Linked DNA regions of Mus musculus: region 2 is linked to region 1. The links are chromatin loops, found by intact Hi-C in ENCODE. Cell type or tissue: left cerebral cortex. All regions are shown on one strand. Links, peaks and the distances in the headings refer to the core of each region. The heading gives the core; the rest is flanking DNA.

Region 1 (5,379 bases), core at 224-5,223:
GCAGAGGGAAGAGGATGTGTGTCTTCGTTTGGATTACTGTTGTTATGATGAAACACCATAGCCAAAGCAAGTTGGGGAGAAAACGTTTATTTATTTATTTATTTATTTATTTATTTATTTATTTATTCTTGGCTTACACTTTCACATCACAATCCATTGCTGGAGAAGTCAGGACAGGAACTCACACAGGGCAGGAACCTGGAGGCAGGAATTCATACAGAGATCATGGAGGATGCTGCTTACTGGCTTGCTCCTCATAGCATACTCAACCTGTTTTCTTACAGAACCCAGGACCACCAGCCCAAGGATGGCACCACCCACGATGGATGGGGCTCTCCCACATCAATCACTAATTAAGAGAATGCCCTGCAGCTGGATCTTATGGAGGCATTTTCTCAACTGAAGTTCCCTTCTTTCAGATGACTGTAGCCTGTGCTAAGTTGACATAATACTAGCCTGCACAGGGTAGAAAAATTGTAAGGGCCAGAGGACTGGGACATTTGCTAGAGGATAGTGCCTTCTCCACGACAGGTCACTGCACCCATGAAATCTTAACAATACGGTTGTCTAAACAAGGCCAGCACAATGACAACACTATTGCCATTTGCTGCTAAGAAAGGGAGAATCCAATTTTTCCAGGGATGTGCCCCGATTGGTTATGCAACCCGAGTGCCCATCCCTAAACACATAAGCTCTAGTTTGCTTCCTGTTGCTGTGATGCACAGCCTGACCAACAGCAACTCGGGGAAGAAATAGTTTATTTCATCTTACCACTCTAAGATCACACTGCATCACTGAGGGAAATTAGGACAGGAACCTGACAGCAGGAACTAGAACAGAAAATATGGAGGACTGATGCTGACCGGCTCCATCCATGGCTTGTTCATCTCATTTTCTTATATAAGCCAGGACCACTTGGTAAATGCCACATCTATCATTATTCAGACTTGTGTACAGGCCGATCTTATGAAGGCATTTTCTCAATTGAGGTTCCCTCTTTCCAGGTAACCCTATGTGTCACATCGACAAAAAAACGAACCAGCACAATATATATCCCTAAACACATAAGCAACACTGAATAGACTCAGCACATTGCATTTATTTAGACAAATCTACTTATCTACCTGCCTGCATGTGTGTGTGTGTGTGTGTGTGTGTGTGTGTGTGTGTGTGTGTGTGTGAAACAAGAAGAAATCATGATGTTGAGATAGAGAGAGGCCACAGGAGCAGTTGGAGGAGGGAGAATAGGGGGTGAAATCATGTAAATATGTACTCATGAAACTTTCAAAAATGCTAAATGTTAATAATTAAAACTGCAATTAAATTTGTATTCCTAAAAAAGTTTTATCTTTGCTCAGTGTATACTTGTAAATGTGCTGAGTGCTCAGCAGCATCTGGAGCTGTTGAAAACAACAAAAGACAAAACAGACAAATTTAATGCTCTTGTGTTCTTGATTGCTGGCTGAATCTGAAATAACTTTAGAAAGATTTATTGCATTGTTAGCTCTCATATTTCTTGTAACATACAAGGTGATTGGTATTTTTAATTTTTTCCCCTTCTTCATTTTTTTTTAACTTTATCTACTATGGATTTGTATGAGGGTGTCAGATCCCCTGGAACTGGAGTTACAGACAGTTGTGAGCTGCCATGGGTGCTGGGAACTGAACTGAGGACCTCTGGAAGAGCAACCAGTGCTCTTAACAGCTGAGCCATCTCGCCAAGGTTATTGGTATTTTAATGATAAAAAAAAAATAAGGCAGTACCAGCAGTTAAGAGCACTGACTGCTCTTCCAGATGCCCTGAGTTCAATTCCCAGCAACCACGTGGTGGCTCACAACCATCTGTAATGGGACCTGATGCCCTCTTCTGGTGTGTCTGAAGGCAGTGACAGCGTACTCAATACATAAAATAAATAAATCTTTTCTTTAAAAGGAAGTATTATTTATTTTCTCAGATATTGTAATCGTTTGTCTATAACACATATGACAAACTTCAAGTTCCAAAAAATAGTGTTAAAACAGAAGTTTCACAAGAAAATCCTAATAAATACATGAAAAGTGCTGACAAGATGGCTCCAGGTCAAGGCGCTTGCCCACTAGGCTGACCAACTGAGTTCTATTTCCAGGACTCACATAGTGGAAGGAGATCCAACTCCCATTTGATCTTCACAAGCGTGCCGCACACATATAATAAATAAACTTTTTTTTTTAAAAGACAGAAAAATACCAAAACTCTTGTAGGTTCTTACAGTGCTCTGCGCCTCCCAATGAACCTTAAACAGCAAATAAATATCACAGGCAAACCCTCTGTCCCATTTTATGTAGTTCCCAAATAGGTAGAAACTAGAATGTTTCACCCAGAATTCAAGATAGAAAAAGGATTACTCTTTTTTGCTTAAAAAAAAAAAACAAAAAACAAAAAACAAAAAAACAATCACTTTTATGTATGCCTATGTCTGTATATAGGGAAGTCAGAAGGAACTAAAATTCCCCTGGGGCTGGAGTTAAAGGTAGTTGTGAGCTGTCTTGTCTGGGTGCTGGGAATGGAACGTTGGTCATCTGCAAGAATAATATGTGCTCTTGGCCACTGACTGAGCCATCGCTCCAGCCCCGTTTTCATTTTGTTTATTGAGATGGGATCTCACAATGTAGACCAGACTGGCTTGAAACTCATGGAGCTCTGCTTGTCTCTTGACTAAAGAGATCTGGGATTAAAGGCCAAAGCTACACTTTGGATTTCCCGGCTCAGGTCTGCTCTTCTGTTGCGCGAGGAAACTCCGAGCCAGGAGGACCTTTCTAGCGCTGTATTGTGTAATGCAGACGGAGAGTGGGAGTTATAACTCCCACCTAATCCTCCAGCCCGTGAGAGGCGAGGGAGTGGGCGTGTTGGAAGATACTGAGAAAAGATGACGGGGACAAAGGAAATATGCACAGCCAGGGTTTTAACCACGTTCTGCGGTGGACGAGTGGAGCAGTGAGAAAGGCACGCAGGTTGAGCCGGTTCCTCGCCTGTCGATTTTTCCCTCGAGAGGAATGCAGGGCGCAATGCGGCCTTTGCGCAGAGTCCTAGGCGTGCACGGGGAGGGTTGGCCGGTGATGCGGCCGACGGTTTCTGAACCTTGGGTTCCCGCTCCTCCATCCCAACCATCCAAATTACGGATGAAAAGGGCTCCACTGTTGTTCAAGGACAGTCACAGAACCAGGAAAGGCGCACTTGGAAGTCCTGGGGCCAATGGCGGCCCAGCAACCCTGCCGCATCAGAGAACGGACGGAAGCCGCCACCCTGCGGTCTGTTTTGGCACTACACGGAAAACGCCGTGGAAAGACTGTCTCTGCGGCATCTGGGAGCCAATGAGCTCTCGGGCTGCATAACTAATTTCTTTTTTCTACTGGTTGCACTAGCTGTCAATCAATAATCTGCACAATATTTATTGGAATTAGCATCCATCATTCTCTGTAAATCACGAATCACATGCTTCTGTCCCCGCCCACCTTTACGCCTTAAGAACGCCTCTGCGTTTGACACATTCAGGGAGTTTCTTTATTTCATTGGCTAGGTGAGGTCCCGCCTCTCCGATTAGCGGAAATGAAAGATCTCTTACTTCCATTGGCTGAAATTTGCAAACTGTGATTGTCTATCAAAACTATGAACTCACGCTAGCTCCTAGGAAGTTCGGGCCCGGAAAGGGTGGGCTTTGCGAAGATGGCGGCTCCGGTGAGTTCTGTCTCCTTGCTTCTTCCCGGAAAGGAAGGAATCTGTGAAAGTTTCCTTTCGCCTCCACGGATCGAGGCAAACCGTTGGCACCATGGATGATGAGAGTGATGAGAGTTGTCTCAGGGATGCGCTCACTCTGACACAGCGGTATCGTATGTCAGATGAGAGGGAGGGTCAGACGCTGCAGGTTGGCTGGTTCCGGACAGGAGGCTAACCCCAAATTACTCTTCAGAATGAGCTTTGTAGGGAGAGTCTCGTGACCATGGCGGGCGGTGACCCGGCCTTAAGGTGGGACAATGTTCCGAGCAGAGCTAGCGTCACATGTACAATGTGGCTGGGGCAAAGGCAGCCGTAAAGTTTGGCGATGAAATCTCCGGTCTTTTCCAGTAAATTGGGGGGGGTGTGGTGGGAGGAGACTGGCTGTGTGCCGAGGCTGCCTGCCCCTGTGCGGGGGGAAAACGACCCAAAAGTCGCGACTGTTTTGAAGGAAAGGAGGGAGTTTGATAGGCAGTACGTTCTGCAATCATCATCGCCTAAAGTAAGAAATTGATCACCTTTAACTGTCCCCTCCTATCTGTAGGAGGTGCTGGAGTCAGACGTGTCAAGTTCGATAACACTTTTGAAAAACCTCCAGGAGCAGGTGAGTATGTATGTCTTTTAGAATAAATCAGTCAGGGATTAACTTTGACTTCATAAGTCTCATCCACACACTTTGATGATTCGAATACTACAAAATTATCTTAGGTGTAAAATAAAAGCCTTATATGCGCTTCATGAAAGTTCAAAATAATTCATTCAGCTCCCAAAGAAATACAGAAAGCTGTTTTTCCCCCATTCACTTACTTATTTATTTATTTTATTTAGTCACTTTACATTCCGATTGCAGCCACCCCCCAGAAAACTTTTTTTAAGTTATACCCAAACTCCTTTATTTAAATAATAACTAAGAAAACAGATGTTGACAATCTGTCAAAATAGTGGCTATAAGTGCCACTTAATATGCATTTACATAGTAAGTTCTAGTGGTACAGATAAAATTACACTCCTTGGCCTGTTTATGGTGCACACCTTTAAACCCAGCACTTAGGAGGCAGAGGCAGGTGGATCTCTGTGAGTTCAAGGTCAGCTTGGAGTGTATAGTGAGTTCCAGAACAACCTGGGCTTCATAGACAAACCCTATCTCAAAAAACAAAAACAACCCCACAAACAACAAAAGTCACAGCCCTCATCGCCACTGTCGGGCTCCTCACCCCCTTCACTTGGTTTCTTAATGACCCCCTCCCTCATCTTTAGACAGCACCATGACGATGTTTTCTCTGCCTCTTGGAGAACTGTTGGAAACGCTCAGTTCAGTGGTGTTCAGCAACAGCGTTTCAGATCATTTTTTAGGCGGCATTATCTAGTATTTATCCTTCACTGTTCATAGACATTACTTGTGGTCGGGTGAGCTATTCGGGTTTAACTTGGCTAATTTCAGGTGATGGCTGTCACTGCACAAATCCAAGCACTGACGACAAAAGTTCGAGCTGGAACGTATTCTACAGAGAAGGTAAGGGCTCCTGCACAGGCTGGAGGGCCAGCTCCGTGGTTACGTCACCCGTCCAGGTGACGTAACCACTTGGATCCCAGCACTCGTGTCTACATGACCCACAATTCTAGCTCGG
Region 2 (5,379 bases), core at 187-5,186, 300 kb before region 1:
TAATAAGTCTCCCGTTCTAAAATTCTAGTCAGCCATGTTTCCTCATCCAAAAGCAGGCAGCAGAGAAGCAAGAGGTATAGTGCACAGCAGGAAACCTGGTCCTGCCTGAGATCAGGGCAGAGCAGCTATTACAAGTGTCTTCAGGACACAGCCGAGTTCTAAGAAATAAATTCACAGAGTTGGGAAACAGGACCTTGGGGTAGGGCATGTTCACAGAGGAGCACCAAACATAGACTTGTTAGGGAAGCCCAGTAGTCAGAATTCCCTCAACCACCCACCTTGCTCCACCCTGGGGGGAAGAAGCGGGGAGAGCTACCTTGGTCTTACCTTGAGGACACGCAAGGGCTGGCCAGGTGCTGCCAGGGTCGGGGGGAGGTGCACGGCTGTCTGCCCGCAGTGTGCCACTTGGTACTGCAGGGGATTGTAGCTGCCTCGACTGGTGCCTCGGTTGCCCTCTGGCCCACGAGGCTCCTCCTTCACCGCCACAGCCCTGGGGTCGTAGCTCCCTGGGTTGCTGTAGATGCCAGGCCCCAAAGCCTTCCTATCTGGGCCAAATGTGTGTGAGGGATAGGCGAATGGCCGAGGGTCAGCCGGCAGGTAGTGAGGAAACGAGGGGGCTCCTGGGCCCTTAAGGCTTCGGGCTTCAGGCGTTGGCTTCATGGCAAAGAGGTCAGAAAGTAGCTGTTCTTCCCCAGACTCGATGTAGGCGGAGAGGTCGATGGAGGCCTCATGCTCACACATGTCCCCCAGCTCCCCGGGCCCAGCTCGACCCCCTGAGAACTCAAGTGGCTGCTGGCCACCCCGAGGCTCGCACTCATAGTAGGTCCCGTGGGACATGGCCGGCCCGCCCCCTTGGCTCCCCGCCCCTGGGTCCTGTGCTGGGGGCGCCCGCCCGTTGGGATGCTCAGCCTGCCCTTTCTTGGATCTCCCCCGGTCCTAGATTTGCCCTAGGTTTGCCCTCTCTGGTCTTCTCCGTCACCAACTCCTACGTGGCTTCTCTCCTCCTCTGCTTCCCTTTCCTTCTGTAGTCAGTACCTCTTCCTTTCTTCCCTTTTCCTCTCTCTCCTTGGGGTGACTAAGGGAGGGGCAGGGCACACCCCGGAGGGAGGGGTGCTTAGCAGTTAGGGCGCTCTTTGCGAAGGCCCCAGCCACAGTCCAGAAGTTGCTGTTTGAGAAAATGGCCCTTTTTGCCCTGCGAGTTCAAGGGATTCTAATCCCTTGCCCAGAGTAGCTTCTCTGAATATCTGTCTTCCTCCGATTTCCAAAGAGACCTGTGCAGAGTGAGGTGTCAAGCCAGAGCCAATAGACAAAGCATTCCCCCAGTGCCAACTTGGTCTAAACTCCTCCCTTGATGCATCTTCCTCCCTGTCCCGTCCCCCCCCCTCCCCGCCCCCACCCCCAAGTCCTGAACTCCACCTACCCCGGGGTAAGTCAGTTCCTTCTGTAGCCCCACCTCCCAAGACATTTTTCTCTGTGTAGACCATCATTGTTTGAAGGGTTTGGGAAGTAGTAGTAGATTCTAGGACCAAGCTACCCCTGGCCCTAGTACAGGGTATGCCCATTTGCTAGTTTTGAGACAGGGTCTCACGATGTAGCTCAGGCTGGCCTTGAACTCACAGAGTTCTGCCTGCCTTTGCCTCCAGAGGGCCCCTATTAAGGTTCTTCGGTTAGGTCTTTGCACAGGGCTTGTGTGCATGTCTCCAGATCTGGCTATGGCTAGCAGCCTGGCACAGTCCGGGGCTGCCAGGACATAGCTGAGGTTTCTGGTCAAGACATGGGTCCTGTACCTCAGGCCCAGGCAAGCTGCAGCCTCAGAACCAACAGAAAGGATCTGCTGGAGGTCCCAGTTGCTCCACCCTAAAAGCTGTTCTGGCTGACCCCACCCGCGCTGGCCTGAGGCTCTGCCTCCTATTTCCTGTGCCCTGAGCTGCATGCAGGCCCTTGTTTTCTGACCTGTGCGTGTCTCTCGGGTCCACTTCCTCTTGTAGGCTTGAGAAGTCTTCTCTCTTGTCCTCACCTCTTCCTGGGGCTGTTTCGGGGTCCGAAGGAGAAGCTGGTAGCTGCCTGCCCGCCCTTCTTGATCTTCTACTAACCCCCAAAGTTCATTTTTCTGTTTTGTTCGGAACTTCCTGCTCTCTCCAGTTTGGTTGTGGCCCTGCTTCAGACACGGTTCTGGATTTACTGACAAGAAAAGAACACAGAGACATGAGAAGTGTGTCACTTTTCAGTTGTTTGTTTTTTTTTAGGTTGAGCCTCCCTTTTAGCCTAGCCTGGCCTTGAACTCTCATCTTCCTGCTTCATTCTCCACGGAGCTGAGTTGATAGCTGTGCTACCATACCTTCCTGGCTCTTTTATTGCAAACAGATGTTCTAGGGGGAGGGACAGAATTTTTAAAATGAATTTATTTTCATTATTCTAAAGTATGTGAGTGTGTGTGTGTGTTGTGTGTGTGTGTGTTGTGTTGTGTGGTATGTGTGTGTGTGGTGTGGTGTGTGTGTGTTTGTGTGGTGTGTGTGGTGTGTGTGTGTGTGTGGTGTGTGTGGTGTGTGTGTGTGTGGTGTGTGTGTGTTTGTGTATGTGTGTGCACACTTCCAGGTACCCATGGAAGCCAGAGACATCAGATCTCCTGGAGCTGGAATTACAGGCAGTTGTGAGGCACCCAGTGTGAATGCCTGGAGTCAAACTCAGGTCCTCTGGAAGAGCAGTGAGTGCTCTGAACCCTTGAACTCTTTCTCCAGCCCTAAGAATAGAACAGTTTCTAAGCTGGGTATTCCAAGGATCGGGTAACTGTGAGGGGTTACAGTGGAGGTAAACTTTGATAGGATATGTATGTCATTGAACACTAAAATAAAACTGTAAATGTGACTTGTCCACAAGTTAGAGAAAGTACCCTTGATGAGTCCTCCATCCCATCCCCTCTAACTCCACAGTCCACCTCACGTGCTCTGAGCACAGCCTGAAGTATGTCCAAAATATGCTTCCCTCCAAAGCCCTGGCCAGGCAGGGGGAGAGCCAGCCGTATCATCGTATCATCGACGCAAAGCACCGGAAATACTGGGGCGATTTGTGCTCTTTGCTCTACAGGTCCCTTGTCAAATAGGTACCAAGGCTGGGAGATTTCAGTTTGGTGACCTGACGCTATTAGCCACTAGGTGGCAATATTGGTTCCCAAATTCTATACTTTCGAGTCCGCGATGGTTTTGAATCAGGTGGACATAGGGGGCATTCTTTCTCAACCCTGACAACCAGTCTTGACCGCTCTGTTCTGGGAAGCAGGAAAAAGAAGCATAGACAAGATTGGGGCTTTTCAGTCAGGTTGCCGGTAGTGTGGGAAGGCTAGGAGAATTGGTGCAGCGCCTGTTTCAAAGAGAAATTATGTCCCCTCTTTGACTGTGGAATAACGATAATGGAATCAGATAGTTGTGTCATCTGATAAAGTAAAGCTTTTTTCAATCGATGAAACACGCACTTTTTCATGCTGACCATTTTGTTGTGAGCTAAGGAGGGGAGGTAAAGCGGTATTTTTATCCTAATTTTATCGACACGGAAAATAAGGAGGAGAGGCTGAGCTGTACAGCTGCGCCAGGGGATGGATGTCTTATTAATTTGTGAAAGGGCTGCTGGCTTGTTCGGGGGGGGGGGGACAGAGGGTTGCAGTAGGTGTTGCTGTATGACTCAGGGATTCTCCTTCCGCCTATCTGGCTGCCTTGGGTAAGGGGAGAGTTACAGGGTAGCGCTCTCTTCCCCGCGGGAGGTGCAGAGATAAAGCCAGCAGGAAATGAGAAGGTCTGCAGCTGTGTCCCAGTGAAATAAGCGATGCAGGTGTCTGGACCGGCGGGGACTGGCGCTGCCTGCAGGCTGACATTAACGTTACCTAGTAACTGAGGCGTAAGAAGATAGGGTGTAGATAGGGAAGCAGGAGAAGGGGTTGGGAAAGGAGGAAGCAAGGTGGGAAGGCAAAGCCACCTAAAGAATGGGAGGTTCTTACTCAGGAAGGGAAGCCTTCCCTAGCCCAGCGGGACCAGTTTCCTGTTGCGACTGCAGTGGCTACCTGTTTGCATTAACTAAAACAATGGGTGTATATTATCTCAGTGGCTTGTGACAGGGTGCTATCCTGGACTGCCTCAGGATTCCCTGTAGGGCAGAAGCTAAGAATGACTGTGAAGTCTGAGGGGGAACTAGACTCAATCTAGTTCCTGTCACTAGCCAGCTCTCTGACCCTGGTCAAGCTACTTAATCGGACTGTAAAATGGCAGTAGTAATGGCTGTCTTATGAGGCTGTTTAAAGTTTGAAAACTATAGTGTATGTAAAGTGTAGGCTTATGTCTCCTTCACCCTGTTTCCAGACCTCTCCACTGCAGTTATTCCTGTCTCCAAAGCACACACTCCTGCTGCCTTGGAGGTTATATTGACAAGCATTTTAAAAATCTGGGTTTTAAATAACAGAAAACCCATGCGGGTGTGGTGGTGCATGCTTCTAATTCTAAGGCTGGAGAGGCAGAGGCAGCTGAATCTCCATGAGGCCAGCTTAGTTTACATAGCAAGTTTCAGACTAGTCAGGGCTACAAAGAGAAAAAACATCTTGAAAGCCAACCAACCTACCAACCTACCAACCAACCAACCAACCAACCAACCAACCAACCATCAAAAACCAAAAACCAAACAACAAATAAATTTGGATTTAATTTTTTTTGCATATTTATTTATGATTTTTTTTTTCTTTTTCGAGACAGGGTTTCTCTGTGTGTAGCCCTGGCCTCTCTCTCCTTAGTTGTTGATCTATATATTCCTAATACGTGAATACAACCTATTTAGTCTGTATAATGTTACTTAAATGTATGTATTTTCAGGGCTGACCATTTGGCATCAAAAAACCAGTTGGTGCACTTATCCCTGGGGAAGACTGTTTCTCCAGCTCTCAGTATTCCTTGGTTACCCGCAGTTCTTTGTCTAGGATTGAAGCTTTGAGAGCTTTCCCCCTCCCGTGTTAACAGGTCTGCTGGGTTCATCCTTGTTCAGGTCTTGTTTAGGCAATTGTGGTGGTCTGAATAGATTTGGCCCCTACAGAGTCATGTATTTCAGTGCTTGGCCATAGGGAGTGGCACTGTTAGGAGGTGTGGCCTTGTTGGAGAAAGTGTGTCACTGTGGGGGTGGGCTTTGAGGTCTCCTAAGTTCAAGCTCCACTCAGTGTGGAATCAGAGCTGCCTCCTGGCTGCCTAACAGATCCAGAAGTAGAACTCTCCACTCCTCCAGCACCATGTCTGCCTGCACTCTGCCATGTTTCCCATCATGATGATAATGGACTGAACCTCTGAAACTGTAAGCCAGCCCCAACTAAATGTTTGCCTTTGTCATGGTGTCTCTTCACAGCGATAAAAC

The links. Peaks named below come from ENCODE experiments on the same cell type or tissue, not always from the same donor. Only the 100,000 strongest peaks of a DNase experiment are listed, where the experiment ranks them.
Region 2: a loop joins it to region 1, with 4 times the contacts of the local background. A loop is called at or near these places in 6 of 42 quality-filtered maps.

Annotation. Positions count from the first base shown.
Region 1 is chr14:55,011,874-55,017,252 of GRCm38, forward strand. Ngdn (neuroguidin, EIF4E binding protein) reads left to right here and starts at 3,581. Exons shown (of 11, transcript NM_026890.2): 1 at 3,581-3,715; 2 at 4,296-4,355; 3 at 5,193-5,264. The coding sequence starts at 3,704. In left cerebral cortex, for the core only: a CTCF peak has its summit at 3,284; DNase peaks (open chromatin) are centred at 2,905 and 3,428; H3K4me3 peaks cover 1,660 bases; H3K27ac peaks cover 1,241 bases.
Region 2 is chr14:54,711,122-54,716,500 of GRCm38, forward strand. Cebpe (CCAAT/enhancer binding protein (C/EBP), epsilon) reads right to left here and starts at 1,053. Exons shown (of 2, transcript NM_207131.1): 1 at 328-1,053. The coding sequence starts at 837. In left cerebral cortex, for the core only: CTCF peaks have their summits at 3,143 (motif pointing right) and 3,352; DNase peaks (open chromatin) are centred at 1,928, 3,174 and 3,849; H3K4me3 peaks cover 1,016 bases; H3K27ac peaks cover 859 bases.